2 separate regions of the Mus musculus genome follow, and region 1 is linked to region 2. A link is a loop called in an ENCODE intact Hi-C map of the cell type or tissue named here. Cell type or tissue: gastrocnemius. All regions are shown on one strand. Each heading gives the region's core, and the rest is flanking DNA. Links, peaks and the distances in the headings are about the cores only. Region 1 has its middle 48 kb from the start of Gm29040. Region 2 overlaps Fhl2 (four and a half LIM domains 2).

Region 1 (11,814 bases), core at 2,329-10,328, 69 kb before region 2:
GAGCAGCAGCATTCAGCATGACCATGGTAGCTGAGCAGCCCTGAAGGAGAGTTGGCCCTGGAGAATCAGGCTAACAGCCCAGGCCTGGGCTCTAGCAGGTGCTGGAGAAGACTTCCAGATAAAGCCTTGAAGTTCAACTGTGGTTCTTCTAAGTTTGGTTCTTTCCTCCCACTTCTGGCTTCTTTCTTTCCCCCTCCTACATTTTTTCTTTTCAATTTAAGCAAAACAGACCTTGAGTTTCTTGCTTCTGGAATGTTACTGAAAACAGCCTACTCAGAAAAGCTGGCTTTCCATAAATATCCAGATTTATGAAGGAGAGGACATGATAAGCAGGAAGCCACAGACATTCCTAACTTGGGCTTATTTGTTTGTTTGGCTTTTCTAGGGTTGCGGTCATCCAATGCACACATTCTTTTCAGATATATCCATTTAGTTCTGGAATCAAGACTGAAATTCCTGAAGCTAAAGGAGTTTACAGTCACTGACCCTCACGGCTCGTGAACAGAGCCAAGTTGAAAGTTATTACCCATTAAATAACAGTCAATGACATTTGGGGCTCTCATTCCTTCTCTTGTTGTGCCTAACCATGTCAAAACAAGAAATTAAAGCAAGAAAAGTTATCTCTTTTAATACCTTTATTCTCCCATCCACAATGTGCTACCACATCAGAAGACTGGTGAGCCTTCAGGTGCCTAGAAAAAAGAGCTGGCGGGGCTCTGCACATCCATTCAACGAGCATACGTTGTGGCCCGACACCATCTTGTAGCCAGTTATCTGTCCCATACTTGATTCTAACCCCTCTTGGAAATAACCCTTGACTTCATCTACTTAAATCCAATGACATGCTGGTTTGCCTTTGAGGGAGAGTGATTTTAAAAGAAGGAAGGAAGAAAGGAAGGAGGGAGGGACAAAAGAAAAGAAAGGAAAAAGGAAGAAATAAGGAAATACAATGGATTTGTTTTTCTCAAAACCTCCTATTTGTACTTCCCGCCACCTTAGAAATGTGTGTGTGTGTGTGTGTGTGTGTGTGTGTGTGTGTCTGAGAGAGAGAGAGAGAGAGAGAGAGAGAGAGAGAGAGAGAGAGAATATGCAGGTGTATGTGTGCATGGAGTACACAAGGAAGTTAGAGGACAACCTTGGTTTTGGCTCTCACACTCTACTCTGTTGAAGATCAGGGTCTGCCTTGTTCATAGCCATATACATCTCTCTAGCTGGCCCATGAATTGCTGGGGGTTCTCCTGGGATTCTCCTCAGCCTCATAAAACAACAACACTGGCCCAGCTTTACATGGGTGCTGGGGATTGGAACTCAACCCAGGTCTTCACACTCACATAGCCATTGCTCAGTCCCAGCTTAGAGGTTTTAAACAGTGCATCTCACAATAGAAGATTAATTTTTGCTTCCATAATTAAAGCTCTCTGCTTTATTTTTGCCCCAACAAGAATACACGTTTAAGGTGACTTTTTCCTTGTCATCTTTTACTGATGTAAATAAGTGATTTGGAAAAAGGAGAAAGTAAATCTTGTGAATTTATAGAATATATATCAAAATAATTTTGAAATTTTTTACAGTAAATAAGAGTTGAGGAGGCAAATATATTTAATGTTAAGCAATTTATAGATGTGTTGAATATTATTACATGATATCCCCTTAACCTGTACAAGTCTGTGTTCTGTATCAAGTCAAAATAAATTTCCTAAGTGATTCATATTTTTGTTCCTATAAAAATACATATGTAAAAATACTATCAAGATTATTATATTAAAAATAAATAAATAAATAATACATATGTACCACCGTAGACATTTCCATGAGACAGTGCAGAACATGTGTTTGGGTCTGAATGCATACACCTCCCTAAATTTGCATGTTGAAATCCTGACCACCAAGGTGACAATGTGAAAGTGGAGCCTTTAAGATGTGTTTATATAATTGGGGTGAAGCCTCATCCGTAGGATAAGTGCCCTGATCTATGGGAATTCTTGGCTTTTTTTTTTTTTTTTTTTTTTTTTTTTTTACTTCAGAAGCCATGTATGGGAGGAACAAAAAGCCATCTACAAATCAGATGCCCGACCTGCTTGGGACTTGGTTTTATACTTTCTAGTTTCAAGAAATGTCCTTCCATTGAGTACAAGACTTTGAGAGGTTGTTATAGCAACTGGAATGGACTAGAATTACCTGTATGTGCAAAACCAAGCAAGGGTGGAGGGAGGGAACCATGAGAGCCACGCTCCAGCACGTCACAGGAAGGCTGTCATCTATTTCATCTGGCTGACTTGTTCTTGAAGGAGCTGATCCACCCCTTACCACGATGGGGATTTAGATGAGATCTTCTCCCGTGGTCCTTTGCCTTCAGGATGTCTTCTTGGTCAGGAAAGGAGCACCGGTTCCACTTGTCTTTTTATCCTCCTAACCCCTCTCAACATTTTCCTCCCCATCCTGCATTCCTACAGCCCTCGGCCCCCATTCATTTCTTTGGCTTCACCTGTACCTCTTTAGACCTAAACTCTAAGCTTGTAGCTTGACAGTGAAAGTCCAGCTGGAATATAAGTGACTGCCAACCTGTCTTCACCAGCTTCGGCAAGCATCAGCTATCCAAGGCTCTGTTAAAATGCTTCTGAGGGGCTGCTGATTGCCAGGGCCACTTTGCACAGGCCTGCAGAGTTTTCCTAGTCACTTTGTGCTGCCTGGAAACCTCCAACAATCAGAGCGGTTGAGTACTTGGGGTAAACCGGAGAACAGGGCCTCTTGTGTTGAACATGAAGGGTTTATTTCTAGGGGAGAATAACAAATAAGGTGACATCTTGACTGTGTCAAATGTCACCATTTAACTTTCAACGATTTTGGCTTAGCCAAACCAAATCCCTCTCCCTTCCTGGACTTTTTCTAGCTTTCCTGTGACTTCTGAACTTCATGTGTATTTTAAGTGAAACATAATCCCTGTGTTTCTCCCAAGTTCATACTTGATACAGTCAACTGTTGCCTTCTTTGTGTCCAAGAACACTTTTAAAAGATTTTTGTAAGCTTCTTTTAAAGGACTCTCTTCCTCCCGGGCCTCCAGACAGGATATTGTATTTTACTAAGGGTAAATAATTTTTACAGTGTCCAAAGTTTGAGTGTAGTTTCATGCCAGACACCCAACATTATTAAGGAGTCTCCTGAATTTGCCAAAATGCTTTCTGTTTCTTCTTATTCAAAAGTATTAATTTGTGAAAATCCCAAGCAAGTTTATATTCACTATGTAAATAAATGTATGTGCTTCAATATATTACATTATCAATATGTTATGGATTATTGATCTGCCTTCAATTTAGTGACTTGAATTTTGATGCTAAGGGCTACGTGGTCATCCAAACCACACATCTGCATGGTGAGCTTGGTATTTAGTTCAGAATGGACCAACCTTGGAGTAACAGGAGCCTCCTGAGTTCTGCTTCTAAGTCCCATTTCCTTCCAGCTTCCGGTCTGCCTTCTGTCACCATCTCTCCTTCTTAGTTAACTAGTTATTCTGTTATGTGAATTGAACAGTGTATTGATTAGAGTTCTCTAAAAGAATAGAACTAATAAAAAGATTAACAGAATCTTTGGGGGTTCCTTGTCTCATAATGTTAAGTTGGACCTTTTTTCTTTTTAACCTCACAGGTTCTTTGCATATATTATGGCTTCTGGTTAGGGATTCTTGTGTGTGCAAATAGGTGTCTGTGTCTCTATGCATTTCTCATACTTTTTCTTGTTTCTTTTTTTGTTTATTTGATTGATTGTTTTCTCATTCTTCCTTAAGGTTTAAAGATTCAGCAAGTTAATCTTGTTTTTCTTTCCTAAGTCTCCCTTGCTTCTCTTCCGGTGAAGCTTATACACTACTGTCCTGTTATATTTATTTTTTAGTTTATTTTTAGCGCCTTCTAAGTGGTGGGCTGGTTCATGTATCTTCTGGTTTGTGCTTATGGATTTCTCTAGCTTATGCTTAGCTGGGAAACTCTCCTCTCACCTCTGATTCCGAAGGACACCTTTGCTTTGGTGACCAAGGTTAGCAGTTACTTCCTTTCCTCATTTGAAATACACTACGCCATGTGCTCATGTCCCCGTTATGCTGAGGGATCTACAGCTATTTTGAGGGATTTGCCTTAACAAGTGGCTGGGTGCTCAGTCCCTTGAAGAGTTCACTCTTCTTCTGCGCCTTTGTTACCTTAAATAACAAGTTATGGAGAGGCTCTTTTCTGGGTGTGTCTACACAGCGCTCTAAATGCTTCTGTGCCTGGGTATTCATGCCTTTCTGGAGTTGAGAACTTTGTGCTATTATTTCACTGGCTAGGTTTTTTTTTTTCCTTGAATGTGTACCTAATCCCTTGTCTATCCTGATCATTTGTAGATTGGGTCTTTCAGCTGTGTGGTAGGATCTTGTATGTGCTGCTTACTATTTTTTCCTCTATTTTCTTAACTACCTAACACTCTTTCTCCTACTTTATCTCTTCCTATGCTGGTTAATGTTGATTTTCAACTTGACAAAATCTAGAATCCCCTGGGAAAAAGGCCATCTGGGTAGGCATGTGGGGGTTATTTCAATTATGTTAGTTGATGTGTGAAGAAGATATGTCTTAATTGTAGGCAGGAACATCCCATGGGAAGGACATCTTCTAAAGTACAGAAAGATAGTCTGTCACTAGCATATATGTCCCTGCTCTCCTCTGGCTATAAACACATGTGACCAGGAGCTTCCTGAGGGACTTCACCATCATGACAGACTGTAACTCGAAGCTATGGGCCAATGTTAATTCTTTCTTCCTTGGGTGTTTCTGTCAGAGGACTTCATCACAGTGACAGGAAAAGGAAACTGAGGCAGCAAAGCCCTCCACCGAGCTTTTTACGTGACTTGGTGAACAGATCTTTTCCAAGCTCTGTTTTGATATTTTTCAGAATCTTCATCTTTTTTGCTGAATTATCTTTCTTAACTCATTCATCTGTTTGTTTGAATCCATTGATGACTTAAAAAACAAACTTTAAGTTCTTTGTTCAGAATTCCATCCACATTGATATTTTTGGATTCATTTACTGAAGAGTTATGAGCTTTTGAAGGAATCGTGTTATTTTCTTTCCATGTTCCTGGTGTGTCCTGTCAAAATTTGCACATCACCGGGGTAGAAACTGCTTCCATTTTTATGTAAGAGTCTCCTTTTCTGTGGGAACTGGATCCCAGTGTTGCTAAGAGAAAACAGAACAAATCGCAAGAACACATAAACAAAACACATCTGTTTTGACACACATCTTATAAAAAGCCAATGTTGAAGGAGTGAACTACCATCAGTAACAACAGAAAAGAAACAGACAATATGGCACATAATGAAGTTAATCGCTGAATATTAATGATGGGGAAATGAAATAGAACAAAGGGTAGTGAAAAATTAAAAAGCAAAGTTTTTATATGAAGAAAAGGAAAAAGGCAAGACATTACAAGATTCAATTAAAGAGTAAGAAAACATTTAAGCAAAACTCTGCGGGGGGGGGGGGCGGGAAGAGAGGGAGAGAGAGAGAGAAAACAAATTTTGAAAATTCTCATTAGTTCAGGTTCTCAGATGATAAAGGCTTCTTCCTAAGTTCTCAAATAGTAGAATCTACCAGATCTACAGGTGCTGGGCCACAGCTGAAGCCATTGTAATTCCTTCAAGCTGCCACCAAGCAGGTTGATGCTGAAATGTAGGGAGAGCCCTACCCCTCATTACCCACCAATATGATCAAATGTATATTTTCTGTGGCAGGGCTATATTCACTTCAGAGCATCCCTAGAATTCCAGTGGGAGTAGAGGTTGGGAGGGGGCCTCTGTAGCTGCTGCTAGCCCTAGCTTCAATGGCATATGAACTAGACCAGTGCCTACTTGCTGCTAGTCCTGAAGAGCTTCATTGGCACATAAACTGGATCCATGCTTACCTGTTTCAGAAACTCAGTCTATGCTCTCAGGGGTTTTGCAAGTGTCTAGGTTCTGAGATGTCTCCAAATGCCTCAGAGTATATGGATCCATTGAGTCCTACATTGGAGGGAGTGAGGCCAGGTGTGAGCGCTGAGCCTTGTTCATCGCAATCTCAGAGTTGCCTCTTTAATACAGTAAGTATATCAGCTGGTCTTGGTCTTACCACAGACCAAGAGGTCACCATCCTACAAGTCCTCCCAGTCCCTGTCCCTACTGTTTCCACTTCTAGTCAACTCTTTGAGATCCTGCCACTCCATAACTGCCCCTAGTGACCCCAGCCTATGGCAGGATCACCCCCAAGAGACCCTGAATTGGAATTATTTCATGTCTTCTGATCCCCCAGAATATTTCTCTGTCCTTTAATAAGACTCTACTCGGGATTCTTCTAGCTATACTCTCTGCTATGGTGAATTATGCAATGTTTATTCTCTAAAACTAACCCGCTATGCAGGAGGGGTTTCTTTCCGACCACATCCTAGCCCTGGGTTTAAAGCTTCTAAAAGGCTTGCTTGTTCTTTCTGAGCCTGGGGCTGCCAGGCTGTTGTCTCCAGGGTTGGCTGCTCTCCAGGGCTACCTGAGCATTAACGTAGAATTACCCTCCACACCACCTGGGAACTGGCTTTGAGATGAAGGATGTTTCCCAGTCTGATCTGAGTTGTCCTTTTGCTTTCCTGTGCTTTCTGGTTATCCCATCACCTCTTAGATTACAGACTTTTCCTCTTCCCAGAGTGGAGTTTCTCCCCTTTGCCTTCATAGTCCTCACCCTTGGAGCTAGTAAAGGGGCGTTTGTACGGCACTGTCATATCCTGGCACTCTTGTTATTTAATTTCCATGTGTCCCAGCACAGCGTTTCCCAACGTGGTTTTAATTTCTCACATCTTCACAAATCTCGAAGTTTTAAGCAGGTTCTGTTAGTCTCAGCATCTGACAAGTGGGGTGATCTCTAGCTTCCAAATCCAGGAAATATATGTACTACATGATTTGCTTGTTAGTTTACCAGAGACAGTTTCTGCTCCCTCCTGCCCCTAAATTCCCTTCATAGTGCTAAAAGGATGGAAACCAACCCTTCCATCCTGCTGTAATTATAGAAGCTCTCCATCAGCACTTGGCCAGGCACTTGCTAGGGGCTGGATTACCAGTTATGTGCCAGGAGTAACTCTGACACGATCACAGAAAGTAAACATTAGTTATCACAGCAACAGCTGTTTAGCTATGCCTCCAAGACACCATTCTCACTTGGACCACATGCTTTCTACAGAGCACATACACTGCAGTCTGAAGAATTAACCCCTATGAGACATCAACATGGCTACTGGCTGACTGTTTCTTAGAAATTGTGCCTAAAGGAGTCAAGGGTTTCCAGACTGTACTGTACTTCTACAAGGGTGGCTAAAGATAAAACAGAAGGATTAAAGATCAAATAAGGAACCAGGAATGGGTCAGGACACATAATTTCACCTGGAAACTTCTTACTATAGCAGAAGTAATGGATTGTTGTTTGTTTTTGCAGCGCCAAGGATGAAACCCAGGGCCTTTCACATGCTAGGCAAGTGTTCTGCTGCTGAGCCCCAGCCCAGAAGCAATGATCTTTATGCTGACAATGAGAGCAATGCGTACCTAGGGTATATGCAATACAACACCACATTTCATTTCACTCTGCAAGAGTCAATGCAAGTTCCTTTGTTGACAAATGAATGGACTCATGAGTGGTACTCTCAAAGTTCCTTGCTGTTAGATACAGTAAAGATTAACTGATACATTCCCAGAAGGTGGTAGTGAAGGATCAAGTTCAAAGGATTCTGATCTCTAGTGAAGAAAAGATTGTTACAAATGTCTTTGTTACAAATGCCTTGGCAGTTAAGAGCACTGTGGCTTTTGTAGACGATTAGATTTCCAGCACCCACATGGTGTCTCACAACCATCTGTAATTCTGGTTCCAAAGGATCTGATGCCTTATGCTGACCTCAGCAGACACCGGGGACATATGTGTGCACATACATACACGCAGGCAAAACATTCATACATATAAAATGCTTTAAAACTGCCCCTGTGGGTCCTTCATGGATAGAACGTTTGGAACAGAAGTCAGAAACGCACTGGCACCACCTGAATGATCCTTCTCATCGGAAGCTGTTTGTTTTCTGCATATGCGATGGTGCCATCACACCACACTCCCCAGCTGGTCTCATGGCTCACGTCTGTTCTTCTCCACCAGCTGCTTCCCTTTCTTCCCAAGTAGAAGTCGTAGCTTCCACTTTCTTATTACTCTACCTTCTCTATTTCCAAGCTCCCTTAAGAGCTCGTCTTTCCTCTCATGAGTATTCCTCTTTCTAGTTTTACAAAACATACAAGGTCATACAGAAATATAGGCATACACACACACACACACACACACACACACACACACACACACACACACAATTTTAAATCTATGTTCTACCTAAGAGATAAGACTCAAAACAGTTTGTCTTTCCAAGTCTGGCTTATTTTGCTTCACAGTAATTGCTATTTGCACTCATTTTTTTCTGAAAATTCCACAATTTAATTTTTCATTACAGCTGCATAAATTCCATTGTATACATGTATACACTTTCTTTATCCTTTCATCTGTTGATGTGTACCTAAGATATTTCTATTTCCTGGCTATTGCCAATAATGCAGCAATAAACATGGATGTGCAGTTGTTTCTGTGGTATTTTTGACTTAGGTTCCTTCCAGTGTAGATACAAGATTGAGATAGCTCTGTTATGTGTTCTCTCTGTTTTCAGTTTTTTTTTTTTTTGAGGCATTCTTCATACTGATTTCCATAGTGACTGAACAAGCTCAAAATCCCATAAGCAGTAAAAAAAAGAGTTCCCCCTCCCCCCACACCCTTGGCAGCATTTATTGTCATTTGTGTTCTTGACAATATAGATTGTTTTGTTTATGAAATGGTGACAAAGTCTGTATATATCTAGTTAAAGATACAAGTTTCCTTCTCAAGTGTTTTAGTCTGGGGCTGGTTAATTTACTGACATGGAAGCCACAGGTGTGAAAACCTGTAATAATGTTTGCTTGTACCTGAAAAAATAAGTCAGTTGGGCTTGGAAAAAGGAACACATTTTTAGTAAATGTTCATGGACAGGTATAAATAGGAAACCTTAACATTAAATCTGGGAAGATAAGATCTAAATAGAAAACAGATTCAACCCAAGTAATTTCAGCAGGAGGGGTTATGTTGGGCAGTGGATACATAGACAGTGGGCATGTGGAGAAACTACCAGGGAGGGTGAGGAGGGAGTCCTTGCTGAGTGACCTCTCAGAAGGCTGAGATATCTATATGTATACGTGTATGTGTATATGATGTATGTATATGTATATATATACAGAGCGAGAGAGAGAGGCTGAGATAACTATATGTGTATGTGTATATGATCTATGTGTATGTGTATATATATATACAGAGAGAGCTCAACCACACTAGAAGTCCTGCCACAGAAGGATGAGAAGACACCAACTTCTTGTTCCTTTACTTACCAGTGTCAACCAGTGGCTGACCCCAGAACTAGGAAATGCAGTCGGGTGATATGGCTGTGGCATGGCAGAGTGGACATGGGGTGAGGTCAGAGGACAAAGCCTTTTCTCCATCCATGGACAGAGTACAGGTGACTCAGTGTGCATTGCTGAGGATGTTTCAAGGGGTCCCTGGGCTTCCAAGCTAGACTCATCCGGTTCCTAACACCTGCCTGAGAAGAGCAGCAGCCAATGACCCCTCCACATGCACAGGTTGGAGCAAATCAGCTTCTTGACAACTCTGATGGTTGCTCACTCCAACCTAGCCTCAGAAGCCACTCCTTGATGGTGTATCTTTAAATAGACAGGTTAATGGTCTCAAACGTGGTTGGAGACTTACAAAAACAAAGTGATGTTTCTCAAATACCCACATTTCTATACTGGAACATATGTCTATGGGTATTTCTGCTACAGGAAACACCCATATTCTGACATCTCTCCTAAATGAACCATGTGACTGGGTCTTATACCTAAAATTATAGGTATATTCTAAAGTAAAAGAGACAATTTAATTAATGGAAAGGGTTTTTGTTGTTGTTGTTGTTGTTTTGTTTGTTTTTGTTTTTTTCCTTAAGACAATCCAACTCTCTGGTGACAGGTTGTTGAATTTTATTATTTAAGGCACGGTTTTACTACCTACCTCAATGCTGTACATTCCCGAATGAAAGACAAACACACAGTCTTTATATTTTGACATGCTTTAATCAGCACAATAACTGGGCTACTGCCTAACCTCCACTACTTATAGAATCTACCTCCTGTCAATAATCCCAAGTTACAATTTACTAATTTCTGTGTTCTATCTTTGCTGCTCTGGACCCAGAGTCTGGCCCAACTGGGCTGTTCCTTCACATGGCGGCCATGCCTCTCTGTTCTGCACTATTCTCAGGCATGGCATCTCTCCTCCACGTCTCCCAGCATAATGGCTCTCCCTCCTCCTCCTCCTCCTCCTCTTCCCCCTCCCCTCCCCCTCCCCCTCTCCCTCCCCCTCCTCTTCCTCTTTCTACATCATGGAGGAGAAAAAGCCAAACACAGCAGGGATTGAGGGGGAGGGGGGAATACTCAATGGAAACAGTCAAATTCACCAACAGAACATAGAATGGTAGCTGCCAGGAGCTGATGGGGTGGGGGGGGGGAGAATTTCGTGTTTAATGAGGACAGTGTGATGGTTTGTATATCCTTGGACCAGGGAGTGGCACCATCTCAAGGTGTGGCCTTGTTGGAATAGGTGTGACCTGGTTGGAATGGGTGTGTCACTGTGGGTGTGGGTATAAGATCCTCACCCTAGTTGCCTGGAAGTCAGTCTTCCACTAGCAGCCTTTGGATGAAGACAGTTTGTTGCAGCTCCTGCTGCGCCATGCCTGCCTGGATACTGCCATGCTCCCACCTTGATGACAATGGACTGAACCTCTGAACCTGTAAGCCAGCCCCAATTAAATGTTGTTTTTTATAAGACTTGACTTGGTCATGGTGTCTGTTCACAGCAGTAAAACCCTAACTAAGACAGACAGACAGAGTCACTGTTTGGAATGGTGAAATGTTTGGGAAATGGATGGTGTAGGTTCTTACATGATAATCTAAACCTACTTGTTATACATTGAATTCTACCTTTGAAAGGGTTAAAGCACTCACAGTTTTTGTTTTTTTTTTTAACCACATTATAAAATTTTACCTTGTGGTTTCCTCCTGAAGTTGGGGCATTTACAACATTTGAAGGCAGCTTTGGCAGGTACCTTCTGAGTCATCAGACTTGCTTTAGTGATCCCTAACACAATCTTGTCTTGCAATCACTTTGATCTTTTGGTATAAGATAGTGCTGCCCTTAGGAAGACTGTGGGTCAGTGAGCACAGACTGAGTGAGGGGAACATGTCTCTACCAGGGAAGTTGGAGCAGGGTCCTTCAGCTGCTGACACGGGATATCATAGAATGAGAAATCTACAAGCAACAGAGGTTGTCTTGGCTTGCTGTTTTGGAAGCTAGGAAAACCAAGGTCATGGGTTCACAAGTGCTCAATCATAACATGTAGTAAGAAGGCAATGCATCATGCTAAGGGGACATCTGAGAGAGATCAAAAGGGCTAAACAAGCCTTTATGAAAAACCCACTCATTATCAGGCCACTAATCCATTCATGAGGAAAGGTTGCCCATGACTTAATCACCTCTTAAAAATCCATTTCTCAATGGTGTGATACTGAATATTAAGATCAACCTAGGTAATTGTAGCATCCTTTAAACCAAGGAACAAAGGTAAGGTCATCACTTAGAGAAATGAATAAGGAACAGCACAGGAACCTGTTG
Region 2 (11,814 bases), core at 2,115-10,114:
CTGTTGTATAATCTAAGTTCCTCTAGGCCTGCCCATGGATAAGGACTTTTTCATCCCATCTTATGTAGAATCCACTGATGCTTAAAAGAGTTGAAGATCTCACTGAGAACTGGAACTAGAAAGTAGTAGGGACAGACTCGGAAGGTTCCTTACCAACAACCTATGCTCCCTGACCACCTGCAAGAAGCCTTGGACATGGTCTTCAGGTCAGATAAGAAATCTCAATGGTCAGTCCTGTGAATAAGAAATGTTTGCCCTACCTCTGCCAACTGGCCGTTGATGGAAAAGCCCTTGTCCTTCTCCTAGATCCTATCCGATGGCAATGACATGTGCAGAAGTGGTGCTGGGCTTGCTGTATGGTTCCTGTCCAGCTTCCTGGTGTTACTGAGGCAGACGCATTGTGTCTGCTGTCCCCATCCAGCACAGTATGCCAGTCACTGAAAGAGTGAGCTTCTCAATAGAGTTTATTCCACAAGCCTGTGGAAGCTCGAGAGGGAAGTCTCAGGTCCTCTCCCCACGCAGGGTTGGAATGTTTAAACAGGGAGTAGATGGTTGTATCAAACTTCCTAACCTGTAGTATCAAGTCCCTTACTCAGGTGTTACCTCTACTCAACTAGAAGTGAAGCAGTGACAGCAGGTGTGGTCTGGATGGTTGATTCGGGAGCAGAAACACATACATGGGCTACTCACTGGCTTTCCTAGTCACTCAAGCAGGATACATTGATGTGGTGATGGAATTGGTACAAATCCTTCCCATCAGAATACATTTTCTCACTTAACATTGGAAGGTTTTTAACAGAAAATCTAGGAGGTTCTTGTGTGGGGAGTAATGTGTGAACTCTAATCTAGACTCTGCTTCTTAGGTATCCAGAGAAGACCAAGATAACCCTATCCTGTTTTAGAAAGTTCTTGAGCACCGTTAGTGTAGGGAGCTGTTAGAGAAACAGGCCATTCTCCCTGCTGACATGGCGCAGGCCATTTCTGCAGCCCTTCTAGAACCTTCTCTGGTAAGAGTGCTGCTCCATTCTTCCTCTCATGGCCTTTTGCCAACTTGATCATTAGTCCTTGGGATGACTTTCAAGTTTATTTTTTCTTTAAAAAAAAAAATGCTATCTTGTGTTGGGTGTGGTGGATCATGCCTTTAATACCCATACTCCAGAGGCAAAGGCCGGTGGATTTTTGTGAAATCAAAGCCATTCCAGTTTACATAGCAAGTCCTAGGCCAGCCAAGGCTACCTAGTGAGACCCTGTCTACAAAATAATAACAACAATAAAATTTTAAAATGTATCAAGCTAGTGCTCTCCAAAGTATTAATAATAATAATAATTGTGTGTGAATATAGACATATGTGAGTTATTATGTATGTGAGTTATTGTGTATTTGTAGAGATGTTAGAGAATAACCCTCCTTGGAGATTTCCTGGGAATCCCTGGAAGTTCTGACTTACAGGACCCAAGGATAAGGTCTGTACATAAGCTCCTCTATCAGAGGGGCCGTCTCTTGGCCTGATTTCTCTGTTCTTAATGAGCAAACTACCTTTATAGATTCTCCATGTAGACTCTGTCCACAGACTTTGAAATGAACACAGATATCATGGGTACAAAAGTTCTACTTGTCCTAGGTCGCATTCCAAGGTTCCTGGTAGACACCCCAAGTTGTGATTTATGTGAGCAGCAGGACACCCTGTAATCAGCACAGTAACAAGTCAGCTGCTGACTGCTGCATAGACAATGTGAATGCTACAGACGAGAGAATGATTCATGCCCCCTCTGGGACAAAGTGGGATTCCTTGAGATTTTGTCATGCTCCTCAGAACATGTTTCAACTTAAAACTTAAGAATTGTTTATTTCTGGAATTTTCCATTAATAATCTCACATTGTGGTTGGCTATAGGTATCTAAAAGTATGGAAATTAAAAATGTAGTAAAGGGTGAATATTGGATTTATTTGGAAAATCTTTAAAAAAAAACACTATATTTAAAGGAAACAATAATTCAGGGCCTTCAAAGTGAGGAGTAAAGCTGGCTGACTGAGTACTAAAAACAAAAAACTAACTCTCTGCTCAAAAAGCCCCAGACAGCAACCTGCAGCGGTATGCTCAAGGCAGGACCCTGAAGCAGATTTGCCAAGTCTTATACCTTGTTCCATCTTCAACAAGTTGTGTGACAGGCACTGGCTCTGTCACCTATGACTCTCCATTTCCATGTCTATCAAATGAGGTTGCTTATCTCCCAGAACTGTCAGGGAAATAGACAGTGCGAGGAGATTGTTCTTCTCGGGGACAGTGTGTGACAGCCATTCTTTCTCCTGCTATCCATTCCTCCGGACTCCATTTGCAAGGATCTGAAAGAACAGAATGGAAAAAGGATCACCCTGTAGTCCCAAAGCCGAGAGCACCTTCTTGGCAAGCTGGGCAGGACTGATGCGCAAATCCCCTCACACTCTGATATCAGTCTGTTTGAGAAGCAGTTAGTTTGGGGAAATGACAGCCAAACATCTCCTAGCATTCGTGGAAGGCCACGCAGAGGAGCCATTGAAAGGTAGCCGGCTGCAGTAGGGACCCTAGTGCTACAGCCTTTTGGGTCACAGGCTCTCCCAGGGCTCAGCTGAAGTCCTAACAAGGGTACATTTGGAGGGAAGCAACAAGCGTGTCCTAGATGAGGGGTGTTCTTAAAGTGAAAGCTATCGCATGAAGAGAAATGTTTGTGCTGTTCTCCCATGTGGATCACATTTTACAGCAGTCTGTGACCCTCCTGTGAGCTCAAGGTTAGCCTTAGTGGTTTTGTTTTTGTTTTTCTGGGAAATAGAAACTGTCTTTTCCCTTCTTTTTTCCAATCTCTCTAGAAAACTTCTCTCTGAGTCTCTGTCTCCTCCCCCTCCCTCTTCTTCTCCCTCTGCTTCTATCTATCTCTGTCTTTTTCTTCAGTGCTGGGATGTGCATAGGGCTTTATGCATGCTAAGCCAGTTCAAGCTAACCTGCCCCTTAGCATCTAAATATTATCAATGCTCATGATGTATTATGGTCCTCCTCAGTATCTGGAAGAGACTGTGGGTGCAGGATCTCTTTGAAAGGGATCGAGTCTCTTATACAGACTAGTCCAGCATTTGCACGGAACCACACACAGCCTCCAGTATTCTGTAAACTGTCTCTAGATTACCTGTGATACTCACCGCAGTACAAATACTATATGAAGAATTGGGTTGTATTCTTTAGGGGATATTAGCCCCCCCAAAGTATGAATGTTCAATACAGATGAAATTTTAGTTTTGAATCTTTTTTGTCTGTGGTTGTTTGGATCCAAGGATTCAGAACCTATGCTTGTCAGGGCCGTGTGTACAAAAATATGTAGAAAAAAATGAACTAGTCAACACTACTTGGCACGGTGCTAATCATGAAAGCTGAAGTTCTGTTTGTGGCTGTGAATCTGAAGAATGGAAAGATCACTTGGCACTGGATCTTCATGATAAATATTTGGCAGGTAGAGTCAAACATTGGCCAGGTTTGACCTATTATCTTAATTTTTGAGTGGTATTTTTTGGATTGTCTCTGAGCCCTGGGAAATCCTGGGACTAAGTAAGACTAAAGACACTGAAACCAAATGGGCCTGGAAGCCTCTCTGTGCTCTTCAGTCTCAGTCACCATCTTCTCACACAAGCCCTTTGCCCACTTCCTGATTAATACAGCAAGCTCCGGGACTAGGTGGAAGCTGAGATGGTATCAAGTGATCTCAGAGTCAAAGAGCACAGCCTCAGAGCTCCAGGAATTGCCCAATGGCCTCATGGGTGAGGTGTGGCTTTCAAAGAAATGCAGAGGTTCTGTGTTGGCCAGGGCACTGGGCGGACTCTCGAAGGACAGGTAAGATGTGTGCTCTGTGTGCAGCTGAGCAAATGGACGGGTAAAAGTGCTGGGGCAAGCCCAGGCTGGGCGAGCATGCAGGGACTGACTTGGAAAAGGCTGACACTGATGTACCACCTTTATGAAATAAAATAAAACGGAAGCACAGTTTGGTTTGTTGAATCAGTAAAGGTGGAAATTTGGGGGTTGGAGGGTGGGGAATGCCTGGGGAAACATAACTTTTTGCATCCTAGTGTCAAATCTGCTCAAGAATAAACACAAAGTCTTATCTCATAGGGTAATTGTATGGCTCAAAATAGGCAAGTTGAATTTAGAAACATATTTTTAGATTATAAGAACTAAAGGAAGTTTGAAAGCACTATACAAAATTATCGAGCACTGGAATTCTTACTGTGGAGATTTTAAGATGTTAAAATTTTTAAATAGGGTGTGGTAGCTCATACTTGGAACCCTTGCTCACGGGAGGCCAAGAAAGAGGATGCTGAGTTTGAGGCTTGGTCTCTCTGGTAAGCTAAAAAACAAACAAAACAACAAAAACAAAACAAAACAAAACAAAAAACCCAAGGAGACACAAGAAAGAAAGAAAAAAAAAATTCTGATTTTTTATTACCATCTCCGTGTGGAAATTTAGTGCCGGTGAGTGACACTTTGAGGTCACTGCTTTCGTGGTTGACTGTGAGCTGGCACTCACTAGACGGTTTCTACGTAGCAGAAGCTGCCACAAGCGCTTTGTGTGTTTACTGTTTCTGTCACAGCCGAGAGCGGGCACCTGCCCTCTGTATTCTCAGTGAGAAGCCTGGGGTTGAGGGGCTTGCTTCTTGCCCTAGCTATGCAGCTGGTAGGTGGAGGATCAAGGGTATAATTGGTCTGGCTCTTGGGCCCCTGAGCTTAATTGTTGAGTCTCCTGCTTCTGTGACCTCAGGGGTACCCAGCCCCCAATAGCATTAGTCATGTAAGGCATATGACACACAGGAGACCTTCCTACTGCCTGCACATCACACATACTCCGATGTTGAGCCAGAAAGTCCATCACCAACTCTAGCTGGAACAGGGGAATCCCCTGAAACAGGGATTCCCCCCACCCCACCCTTTACACCCCACCTCCAGGACCTGCCAGCAATGGTGGTACAACGCTGTTTAGTGGTATTTTCCTTTTTGGTCTACCACTGACTTCAGGCATATAATCAGAGGCTGACATTTACCTACAGAGAAAACATTTTGTGAGGGTCCATGATTTGCTGAAGTATGATACCCCAGACTCAAATAGTATGTAAATGCAAAGAATGCTTTATTCTGCAGAAGTCCAGCATGCTGGGGTCTCTCATTACCAAGATAGGGAAACAAACAAGTGTGTTCAAAGACCCGATTAGGGCATTCTGGGGAAGGTGACCCTTATCTTACTCCATCTCTAGGGACATTGCATTACCAGGGCATGGGGGCTGGAAACTCTTGCTGAGGACATTGCTGAGGAAGTCTGGAAACTGTTGTTAACCCATCGTCCTTGCCTTAGACTAGGTGTTGGGGCAGCTTCTGAGGCCTGGACTTGCCTGGACTTGCCCATTTCTTGGAAACAAATATGTATGACTAGTCTCCTTTACTGCTAGTTTGAAGCCTGTCATAGAATCAGCCTAGTGTTCTCAATTTCTGTCAGAAAGGTTTAAGAATGATCAATATGTACTATGTTATCTATGTTGAGTGTGTGCATGCACAAGAGAGACAGGTGAGTTCGGAAGGCCTCAGGAAACGTGCACTGAGAGCCACGTTCACGAGAGGACAGCAGGGATGGCTCTGTCTGACTCTTCATAGACTTTCTGTGATCTCTGCATGCCTGACTTGGCTCTCTGAGTGGGATGGGCCATGTCCATCTAGAGGACATGACAGTGTTCATATTTAAGGTCAAACTTTCAAGTGTCAAATGACTGTCAGCTAGGCAGTCTTTAACCACAGCTGTGTTTTTGTTGTAGAAATGTTCTGAGTTTCCGTAAAACCTTAGACCAATTAGAGCATTCAGCTGGTTTCTCTGCAAATGTCTCATAACACCAATGCAAAGGACTCTGTCCTTCTCGATAGTCTGTGTGGGACTGGTGACATCTGGTGGCACACTCTCTGCCTCCAGCCTACAGTTCTGAGATGTGAGAGCTGAGCTCTTCTCATCGCCATGCATTTGCTCTACCATCATGGCTTCTAATCCCCCAAAACTTTAAGCCCAATTAAATACTTTATGTTATCTTGATTGTGGTGTTCTGTCACAGCGAAAAGTAACAAAATTGTGCAGCTTTTCTCCTTGCTAGCTAAAAGTGACCCCTTGGTGTGTGCAGTGCCCACTCCCTGAGCAGAGTTGCTGCCAGGTGACAGTAGGCCACCTTACAAGAAAGGCTTCTGACTTCTCTCTTTCACTTCTGTCCAATGGTGGGTGGCCGTGGAAAGCAATCTGTAGCCTTTCCACCGAAAACCCTCATTAGTGGGATGACGTATTACAGCGGAAGGCCAGCTAACTTCTGAAAAAGCTGGCCCTTTTCAACGCCCATCTGGTATGGTTCAGTGAGTGGAAACCATACCACAGCCTGACTTGGGTACATGCCAGCTGTGTGACTGTGGAGAAGCTTAGAAGTGTCTCTGAGCTTCAGTACTAACTATATTTCAGGGCTATGCAGTATCGTGAGCTTACAACATGGTCCTAATTACCATCATTCACCGTGCAAATATCTGCCGTTTATTTTCTGTTTGTTTTATTTTGTCTGCTACTTGGGCCCCATAAGGGGTTTAAGTTTAAAAATGGGGAATATGTATGGAAAGAGTCCAGGTTATACCTAATCCCAAATGATACCAATATATGTATATGACATATCATATAATGATAATGTACACATTGCATGAGCTTAGCAGTTTGTAGTGACTTAACACACCGACAGGTGGTCTCAAATTAAAGCAGATTATATTGCATTTCACTTATCAAAATATACAACGAAGTACATATGATCTCCCCACCAAATTTTTTTTTCTTCTAAAATTACTTTCAGTATTTAACCTTCAAAAGACAGGTTTAGGTTTCTGCTCTCTCACTGCCTACTCTCATCATACTTAGACTTACGGGAGTCCAGCATGTGTGTCAGCCATGTCTCTGATCCATCTCTTCAAAGGACCAACCCACTGACATGGAGAGAACTGGGTTCAGAGGAACGTGAACCTCTCAGAAACAAGGCCTCCTAGTTCAGTGTCTAAGTTAGGGTTTCTCATGCTGTGAGAAAACAGCAAGACCAAAAGAGACATCCAAAGGAGAGGCTTGTTTCAGCTTACAACTCTCAGCCCACACTCCATCACTAAAGGAGGTCAGAGCAGGAACAGGGAGGCAGTAACAGATACAGAGGCAGAGGAGAAGAGCTGATTGCTGGCTTGTCACTTCCGCGTGGCTTGCTTAGCCTGCTTTTTAAATAGCACACAGGACCACCAGCCCATAGTAAGTTGGTCTCTCCCATATCAATCACCAATCAAGAAAATACAGCACAGGCTTGTCCACAGGCAAATCTGCCGTCCTTCCTCGCCCTCCCCCTCCCTCTCTTACCCACCCACTCCAGCAATGTAGTGCACCAAGGCCCCTGTGCTCTGAGTCAGACAGTAGTGTCACCTCTCCTGTCCCGCCTCTGACGATTTGTGTGTCTGCCTCTCTAGGACTTGTCCTACAAGGATCGGCACTGGCATGAAGGCTGCTTCCATTGCTCCCGGTGTGGAAGCTCGCTGGTGGACAAGCCCTTTGCTGCCAAGGAGGAACAGCTGCTGTGCACCGACTGCTATTCCAATGAATACTCGTCCAAGTGCCAGGAATGCAAGAAAACCATCATGCCAGGTCAGAACGCATGCCTTTATCATTCGCATGTGGCACTGAGCCAGGTCAGCGATGGACTGTGGGGTGGGACTCTCAGTTGTCCAGAGACAGACACTGGTGTTGATACTTCAGTGCTGGGCCCTGAACACAGGATATGTTAATCGATCTCAGATGCAGGGGTGTGACTGGGAGAGGATGTCGCACGCCTTTGATCCCAGCACTTGGTAGGCAGAAGCAGGCAGAGTTTGGTCTACAGAGCAAGTTCCAGGACATCCAAGGCCTGTCTCAACCCCTACCCCTCAAAAGGTGGGGGGTGGGAGAGGAGTGAGGTGTATCATTAAGAGAAGTGGAATTCCTGTTCGGTCAGCCTTTGATATCTCAGGAATTGGGTTCAGCTACCAACACCCACAGGTTCTCAAGCACCCTATGCAGAATGCCTCCTTCTTATATAAAACATTTCCACAAATATTTAAAATAATCTGCAAGTGGTGTATGAACACTGTTATGCTGTGTGGTGTAATGACAGACGTCTGTATACGTTCTCTAGTGGATATAATTATTTTCTTTGGGGACTCTTGATCTGCGGTTGGTTGGCCAAAGATATACAGCAGCTTGTGGCTAGAGAGAACTAGCCAGAAAAGGAATGCCAGCAATTCCCTGGAAATGCGTCTCTTCCCCTGCCTCGCTCGCTTCTCCCAGTACACGTGCTTTCTTGATCTGCTCTGCTTGCTGAATTTACACTCGGTTATTTCAACAACTATGATTTGTGCTCTGGTGTGCCAGGATGGGCCAGGAGTTGCATGTTGCTTAGCTTCACCCTCTGCCTGACCTCATGACGTTATGTCCTAGATAGACAGACATCAAAAAAGGACAGAACCACAACTGGGTTAAGAACTATACGCAATGATACTATGTCTCTTTTTTTACCTGAAGAAGATGAGTCCCCCCCTGTCTCTCTCTGTCTCTCTCTCTCTGTGTCTCTCTGTCTGTCTATGTCTCTCTCTGTTTCTCTGTCTCTCCCTGTCTCTCCTCTCATCTTGACTTTATATAGGACAAAGGAATCTCTTATTTGTAAAAAGTGAGTGATATCGGGGCGTGGTAGTGCATGCCTTTAATCCCAGCACTTGAGAGGCAGAGTTTGAGGCCAGCCTGGTCTACAGAGTGAGTTCCAGGACAGCCAGAACTATACAGAGAAACCCTGTCTCGAAAAACCAAAAAACCAAACCAAAACAAAACAAAACAAAAAAAGTGAGTGATAGACCAGGTATGGCGGGGTACACCTTTAGTCTCAGTATGCCAGACATAGAGGCAGGCAGATCTCTGTGACTTAGAGGCCAGTCAAGTGAGTTAATAAAAGTATAGGGAGGACTGCTGTAGCTCCATGCCCACTGTGTGGGTTTGATTACCATCACTGAAAAAATGCACACAAATACACATATGTAAATATGGGATTTGAGAAGCAAGTCTTATCATACACATGATGTAAAAATGGACGTTAGAACATCTCAGAGAACCTGACCTAGGATTCTGATGCCTAGCAGTTTAGAGGGTGGTATGATTTAGAACACGGTACTAGCACAGGTGGTAGGTTCAGAGCCAGGTAGCTTTCAGTGTGTCATACTCACACATGTACCTACTGCTTGACATGATGGCTTTGTGTAGCTCCCGGATAAGTACACAAAGCCCACAGAGAGTATCCAGCCATGGGCGTGCAAATAGGACCAGGCAGGTTGGAAGCAGCGGTAAGCAGATCACTTAGATGCAGGGGTCCAGCAAGCTGATTGAGGACAGAGGAAAGTGTGAGTAGATGGAGTTTGGGGAAATGTAACTTTGGGCAATATGGGCTCTGAACCACTCATGTGGAGGAGGCTGATGGAGCCTGTGCAGACAGTGGTCCAAGCAAGGTCATCAGGCGCCCTCTAGTGGACAAACTGGGTATAGGCCGTGAACTCAAATAGCTTACAAGGCAATTTGTATGTTAATGCAGTCCTGAACCCCGGAAGTTGGGAAGCTGAGGCAGGAAGACAGTGCATTCCAGGCCAGCCTGGATGGCACAACCAGATTTCTATGCAAGATAACTAAATAGTTTAAAGTGTCAAGACAGCCTCTTTGAAATCCTTTAATCAGAGGGAGGTTTAGAATCAAGGGGAAGCAGACATATTAAGAAACTTTAGAATCACCAGGTGTATCCACTCTGTGGCCCACAGGATTTGTATGTCCCAGGACAGCCATAAATGTCATGTAACATGTTTGTAGATCACAATAACAATTGCTGTATCAGTAGTTTGCATACCTCGGGACCACAGAAATATTAAGTAACTACTAAAGTGTGTATGAGATTTTAAAAACATGAGTTAACCTTGAGATTCTGAGTTGTAAAGTATATGTTGAGAGAATGATCCATGCTTGCGGTTTAGTTGAAATTTCTTAATGTATTAGCTATTTTAGCACTAATAATATTTAATTATCACAATACCTATAATTTTAACTCAGTTTTGGAACTACTTAAGAATTTGAAGTTTGTTAATCAAAGAACTTTTAAGTAAAGCTATCAAATATGTTAAACTTTAAAGAGAAGTCTAGACAAAATTCAGTTCACTCCACTGATAAATGCGAGCAACATAACGCCATTTAAAAGGATTATTTTTCTTTAAGAATCCTATTCGGTCTCAGGTGCGATGGGACACACCTTTAATCTCAGCACTCTATAGCTGGAGACAGAGCAGATCTCTGAGTTCTAGGCCAGCCAGTTACAAGATGGGGGAGGGGCAGTAAGAAAGCTCAATTGATCCCACCACTTCAGTCTTCCAAGTAGTAGGAACTAGAGGTATCACTTATCATCATCACCATCACCATCACCATCACCATCATTTCTTTACATGTAAAAGCTATAGAAGTTAGGGCTGGAAAATGGCTCAGTCAGAAAACGCCCGTTTCTCAGCACCTCACAGGGGTGTGTAAACCGTGAAATCCCCCTGTCAGAACAAATGGGAGGTTAGAAAGGGCTTTAAAGAAGTGCGACTGCAGAGTTCACACTCATCTGACAAAGCGGATGTTGACCGATGCCCCTCCTCTCCCTCTGCACTGACTCATTGATGCTTTAGCCACATGTGGTCCTGTGGCTAGCAGTCTTCCTCACACAGGGAGTCCCACGTTGTTCTGTGACCACCCTCAAAGGCACAGCTCACAGAAACGAGGAGCATTGATTGGCCATTGGAATCAAGTGTATATCAGGCTCCAGTCGCAGCCACAGTAATTCCTTTCCACAGATGTGTAGTGCGCCCCCATGCGGCAGGGCCACGTGAGTGCTTCATGGCGATTTTGTTGGAAAGAGGCTGTCACCCTTTGTTTCTGTTTGTTTCTGCCCCAACTCAGATACAATAACCATTTTTACCAAGGGGAAGAAAAAATACAAGTCCCAGAAGCAGTTACGTCCTGAAAGAAGAACGGGCTGGAGGTGGAGAGGGTACCCGTTCTCCCTGGGTGTTTCTAAGTGTCTGCTGTGTGAGGAACATGGGCTCTTCAGTGCTGACTATAACATCTGCCAGTGAATGTGTCTTCGTGTACAGATGAAGATGCGTGATACAGAATCTGGAAGATCACAGCCAACCTTGACAGATGATTGAGCCTAAAGTCCTAGTGAGAGAAAAAAGATGATGCAATTCCTGAGGGATGAAACCTGAAGTTGGCCTCTGGGCTCTACACATATGCATGGCCTACACACACACTCTCACACAAACACATGAGCACACGTGTGCACATGCACATGCATGTGTACACACACACACGAGAGAGAGAGAGAGAGAGAGAGAGAGAGAGAGAGAGAGAGAGAGAGAGTTAGAGTTGTCAAGGGTTTTTGAGTTTGTAGTTTCAATGGATCGAATACTAACTCTAAGATCCAGGGCCACCATAACCCTGTGTCGTCCTATGTAGCAGGGCCCCATCGATGTGTGAAGAACACGATGCTTAGGAGACAGTTTTAAGTCAGATTCTGACTTGTGGTGCTGTGGATGTTCATGGCCTCCTACACGCCAGTGAACACCCTGCTGCTGAGCTCCATCCACACACTCAAGCTCCCATCCTTCTGTGGGAGAGTGACTAACTTTCTGTTTTATTTCTGGCTTGCATTGCTTT

The links. A loop is a pair of places that touch in the nucleus more often than their neighbours do. Peaks named below come from ENCODE experiments on the same cell type or tissue, not always from the same donor. Only the 100,000 strongest peaks of a DNase experiment are listed, where the experiment ranks them.
Region 1: it touches region 2 in a loop (2.1-fold over the local background); 2 of 42 quality-filtered maps call a loop at or near these places.

Annotation. Positions count from the first base shown.
Region 1 is chr1:43,206,797-43,218,610 of GRCm38, reverse strand. No RefSeq gene overlaps it. Among named protein-coding and RNA genes, the nearest start is that of Gm29040, 48 kb to the left of the region's middle. In gastrocnemius, for the core only: no CTCF peak of the experiment used is centred there; a DNase peak (open chromatin) is centred at 6,530.
Region 2 is chr1:43,137,585-43,149,398 of GRCm38, reverse strand. Fhl2 (four and a half LIM domains 2) reads left to right here. Exons shown (of 6, transcript NM_010212.4): 3 at 7,527-7,701. Among named protein-coding and RNA genes, the nearest start is that of Fhl2, 20 kb to the left of the region's middle. In gastrocnemius, for the core only: a CTCF peak has its summit at 5,950 (motif pointing left); DNase peaks (open chromatin) are centred at 5,939, 6,418, 7,702 and 9,600; H3K27ac peaks cover 367 bases.